Linked DNA regions of Homo sapiens: region 2 is linked to region 1. A link is a loop called in an ENCODE intact Hi-C map of the cell type or tissue named here. Cell type or tissue: breast epithelium. All regions are shown on one strand. Region 1 overlaps ZNF385C (zinc finger protein 385C). Region 2 overlaps CAVIN1 (caveolae associated protein 1).

Region 1 (2,500 bases):
GGAGGGGGCCCGCCGCGTGCTCAGCACTTAGGTGGTTCTGCAGGGCTGGGGGCAGCGGCGGAGACCCTTCTTGCCTGGTGACCGGGAAAGAACCGCAACTTAACCGGAAACTGAGGTCGCGAGGAGGACACCAAGGGTGATGGCAAGAAGGACTTCCAGCTCCCATTAGGGGGAGAGAGGGAGTACAGGGTGAGACTCCCCCTCTACTCCCACCCACCCTAAGGAGAGGACCATTCTCCGGAGATAGGGGGCGCGACCAGATAACCCACCGTCTTTTCTTAAGAAGTTTAGAGAATCCAAAAGTTGATCCACCCCTATCAACACTGAGATGGAATAGAAGGGAAGGGGTAGGGGAGGGAAGAGCAACAATTATCTTTTGGGGGGTGCAAAAAGTACTCCTGCTCCCCCACCCTCCACCTCATTCACAGTCATTGGAGGACTTCCTGTCCCGCCCCTTCCTACCCCCAACGTGCAGAATGTCTCAGCTTCAGCAAGGGGCATGGGGGGGCCCCTGGCCAGAACACTCTGCCCCCACCCACAACTCAGGAACAGTCCCAGGAGCTCCCAACCCTCCTCCTTCTGGCTTCCAGGACTTAGGCTCCTGCCCTGACTTGGACGTGGTGACTAGTGGAAAGCAGGGAGTGGGGTTTGAGGGAGCTCCCCTTCTGGGTCCTATGGGATTGGGCAGGGAGAGCAGGAGAGCAGGCAGGAGATAAACCCGGGCTGTGCCAGGATCCTGAGCCCTGGTGCTCCTAGGAGGGGGCATGGGGCCGGCGGGTCTCCTCTGCCTGCTGAGTGTGAACAGGGCAATAGGTCAGATTTCCTGGGCTTTGCCTGGCAGCAGAGGCAAGGACAGGGGGTATGGAGACAACCATCCCACCTTACAAGCAGCTGCTCTGTGTTGCCACTATGGACCCTGCAAGGAGAGATGCAGGTTAGACAGCAAGAAGGACTTCCTTCCTGAGGGTAGGGGTCTTTGGGGGAGTGTCAGTGGCCAGCAGAGCCAGCCCCTGTCTTTGGGGGTGTCAGGAGGGACTGAGGCCCTCTGGAGGATGCAGACAACTGGGGGTGAGGACAGAGCAGACCAGGGAGGGGAGGCGGTGGGGGACAGTGACTTCATCTCTGGACCATACTGCTCCTTCACCTCCTGTGCCCTCTCTCCCTCCCTTGGAGCTGGAGTGTTGGCTTTCAGCAGCTCACTCCTGAAATCTCCAGCACCCAGAAGGCCCCAGGGGAAGGCGACAGGCTTCCTCTGTCACCACTTCAGATGGGAAGACAGACATGGTGCCTTGGGTGTGTCCAGCGGAACCCCTCACCTGGCACCTGGAGCAGCTGTTGCCTAGCCCCCGGGCCTCCTGTTCTGGCAAAGCAGGGGTGTATGTGCTGGGGTCTGGCGCAGGTGACTCCTCTGGATCCTCTGAGGGGATCTCAGGGTGTGGCCCTGGGTGACCCCAGCTCCCTGGGCCCATGGAATAGCTGGGATGGGTGCCACTCTGTGGTGGCCACACCACTAAAGAGGGCTGTTTCCCCTTCCTCGCCCTGGGGAGGTGTCAGTGCTGGGAGAGGGCAGTGGGGAGGTGGCAGGGTGGAGAAGCCAAAATGCTCATTGACGGCCCCTCAGGGACACTCAGCGGGTACCCAGGCCCAGGAGGGCTTGCACTCTGCTAGGACAGGAACAGATGAGGCTTCTCTTCTTCCAGGTGCTTCTCTCTGCAGCTGGGCTGGTAGGGAGGGCCAGGATCCCACACTCCTGCCTGTGACCCCATGAATGACTGGGATGGGGCCTGCCAGGGTCCTCACCCCCTGCCTTTGCCTCATAGAATGGAGGAGACCTGGCCCTACCTACTTGCCTCTCTTTGTGATGCTGAGCCTCAGTTGCCTCATGTGTCAAGCCTCGCAGGATTGTTCTGAGGATTCATGGAGGCGATGTTTCTGTTGTGCTCCAGGGACAACAGGCGCTTGCCACCAGGTGCACCCACCCTGCCTTTCTCCCAGGCTAAGGCAGAATCATATACCTTGGCCTCCACTGCCTTCCACCTTAGCAGTAGCGGCTCTGTGTGGCCACTGCAATTCAGCCTGCAAAGGACCTAGGAGCCCAATCCCCTCTCTTATCTATTTTATTTTATTTTTTACTTTTTTGAGATGGAGTCTCGCTCTGTCGCACAGGCTGGAGTGCAGTGGCGCGATCTCGGCTCACTGCAAGCTCCGCCTCCCGGGTTCACGCCATTCTCCTGCCTCAGCCTCCTGAGTAGTGGGACTACAGGCACCTGCCACCACGCCTGGCTAATTTTTTTGTATTTTTGGTAGAGATGGGGTTTCATCGTGTTAGCCAGGATGGTCTCGATCTCCTGACCTCATGATCCGCCCGCCTCGGCCTCCCAAAGTGCTGGGATTACAGGCGTGAGCCACCGCGCCCTGCTATTTTTTACTTATTTATTTTTTTGAGACGGAGTTTCATTGTCTCTGGGGCTGGAGTGCAGTGGTGCAATCTCGGCTCATT
Region 2 (2,500 bases), 330 kb before region 1:
TGTTAGGACCCGATGGGGAGGCAGCCCCCGCAGTGGACAACCCCCGCTTGGACACAGTCCGAGTGGAATGGGAAGGGAATGGTCAATCCCTGTCCTGGTTGTCCAAGTCGGGATCTCAGAGGAAATTGCAGTGATTCCACGGTTAGGCCCCCCTGGGGGGGCTGCCTTCCCCTCAGCCTCTCCCCACACCACCCACCCAGCTGCTGTCATTCCGCTCACTGAGCTCTTCTTCATTCTCACCCTGATCCCTGGGGGACTCAAAGCCAAAACTGCCCAAAGAGGAAAGATTGAATCCTAAAGGGGATCCCTGCCCCCATGGGAGGCCCCCTACTAGAAGGACGTGAAAGCAGCTTTTGGGGGAAACTGAGGCAGTGGGGAAGACAGAGCAGAATGAGCCCTCACCCTGGCTGGGGGTCCAGCACAGGCTGTATCTGCAGAGGGTCCCAGAGGAACGCTGGAGCCAAGAGAAGCCCTGGGAAGGAGGGGTGGGGAACGACATGCATGTGAGGGATGGCACACTGATGTGTTTATGCACCTGTACACAGGAGCGCATGGCCATGGCTTTGGAAAGGAGAATGGAAAAATAGAAGAAGGTCGGCCGGGCTTGGTGGCTTATGCCTGTAACCCCAGCACTTTGGGAGGCCGAGGTGGGCGGATCACCTGAAGTCAGGAGTTCGGGACCAGCCTGGCAAACACCCCATCTCTACTAAGCGAAAACCCATCTCTACTAAAATTACAAAAATTAGCTGGGCATGGTTGCGCATGCCTGTAATCCCAGCTACTTTGGAGGCTGAGGTGGGGAGAATTGCTTGAACCTGGGAGGTGGAGGTTGCAGTGAGCCAAGGTCGCGACACTGCACTCCAGCCTGGGTGACAGAGTGAGACTCCATCTCAACAGAAGGAAAAAAAAGGAAAATAGGAGAAGGTGGAAATGGGTGAAGAGAGAAGTCCCCTCACTAGCTGCATGAGAAATCTATCTTACTGTGGTTCTCCATGGGCAGCAGGACCATTTTTCAGAATCAAGAGGGAGGACAGTGTGAGAAGGCGATGATCCAAAGAAGACAGAGAGGTCAGCCCCACCCGATCCCTCAAATGGGCTCTTGGAGGCACCCCCAGGGGCAGCCCATTTCTCAAAGTCCAGAAAATTAGGGTCCCAGAAGGGGGCAGCAGCAGGCTGGGAGTTAGGAGGGAGAGCAGGGTGCCGGCCCTGCCACCAAGTTGAGAGCTGGAGGGGAGGTGGGGAGAGAACATCACAGAGCAGCCAGCCCTGGTTCACTCCTGGCAGTTTCTTCTCAAGCTCCTTCCCTAGGAGCATGGTGGCACGTGCCTGTGGTCTCAGCTACTTGGGAGGCTGAGGCGGGAGGATCGCCAGAGCCCAGGAGTTTGAGGCTGCAGTGAGCTATGAGGGTGCCTCTGTGCTCCATCCTAGGCAACAGAGTGATACGCTGTTTAAAAAGGAAAAAATCCTTCCCTAGAGCTAGTATCCTAAAGCTGCAGAGCTAGCCCAGACCTCATTGGTTTCCTTGTCCTTGGGGTGCTTTTCCTGAATCTTTGCGGGTGAAGGGAGTGTTGCTCCCAGTCCAGAGGCCTGATTCTGTTTGGACTGGGTTCTCAAGACACGACCAGGTTCTCAAGACACGAGTCCCCTTGTTCCTCCCCATTAAAGGGGGTTTGTCAGAAGCAAGAACAGCCCCTCTCCCCAGTCACAGCCTGAAGGGAGGCCCCGAGAGCTTCCTCCTTCCCCCCACCTGCTCCTTACCTTCTCTGCCCTGCTTTTTAGAACTGCAGTTCATTGTTTTAAGGGATTGGGGGAGGGAGCCTGGGGACACAAACCTTTTATACAATACAAAGCTTTGCTTTTTTTTTTTTTTTCTTCCTTTTCCCTTTCTCGGTTCTCTTCTCTCCTCTGAATGGCTGAAGACCCCTCTGCCGAGGGAGGTTGGGGATTGTGGGACAAGGTCCCTTGGTGCTGATGGCCTGAAGGGGCCTGAGCTGTGGGCAGATGCAGTTTTCTGTGGGCTTGGGGAACCTCTCACGTTGCTGTGTCCTGGTGAGCAGCCCGACCAATAAACCTGCTTTTCTAAAAGGATCTGTGTTTGATTGTATTCTCTGAAGGCAGTTACATAGGGTTACAGAGGGCAGGTGGGAAGGAGAGAGAAAGAGAGGGAGGGAGAACTGTTGGTATAAACTTGTCTCACGTGCCTGGGGTGGGGGAAGGCCAGGGAGATAACAATAATTGCCAATTTATTGAGCCCTTATTCTCTACCAGGAACTGTTCTAAGCACTTTGGTATGGAATTGCTTATTTAATCTCATAACAGCCCCTCTAGGCAGAGCCTATCATTATCATTCCCAGTCTAGATATGAGGAAACAGTGACTTGTCTAAGGTGCCATAGCTGGGAAGCAGTGGAGCTGGGATTCAAAGGCACCTGGATCCTCAATCTGTTTCATGGTTATAACCCTGTGTCTGTACCGGGTTGTATAGTCTGTTTCATGGTTAT

Evidence for each region. Hi-C counts contacts between places; a loop is a spot of excess contacts. Peaks named below come from ENCODE experiments on the same cell type or tissue, not always from the same donor. Only the 100,000 strongest peaks of a DNase experiment are listed, where the experiment ranks them.
Region 2: it touches region 1 in a loop (31-fold over the local background); 2 of 110 quality-filtered maps call a loop at or near these places.

The regions. Positions count from the first base shown.
Region 1 is chr17:42,069,983-42,072,482 of GRCh38, reverse strand. The region is part of intron 1 of ZNF385C (zinc finger protein 385C); the gene reads left to right. Among named protein-coding and RNA genes, the nearest start is that of C17orf113, 21 kb to the right of the region's middle. RefSeq lists a silencer at 1-12 and an enhancer at 83-1,056. In breast epithelium, no CTCF peak of the experiment used is centred here; no DNase peak of the experiment used is centred here; H3K4me3 peaks cover 486 bases; H3K27me3 peaks cover 422 bases.
Region 2 is chr17:42,402,037-42,404,536 of GRCh38, reverse strand. It overlaps CAVIN1 (caveolae associated protein 1), which reads left to right. Exons shown (of 2, transcript NM_012232.6): 2 at 1-2,088. Among named protein-coding and RNA genes, the nearest start is that of STAT3, 15 kb to the right of the region's middle. In breast epithelium, no CTCF peak of the experiment used is centred here; no DNase peak of the experiment used is centred here; H3K27ac peaks cover 2,500 bases.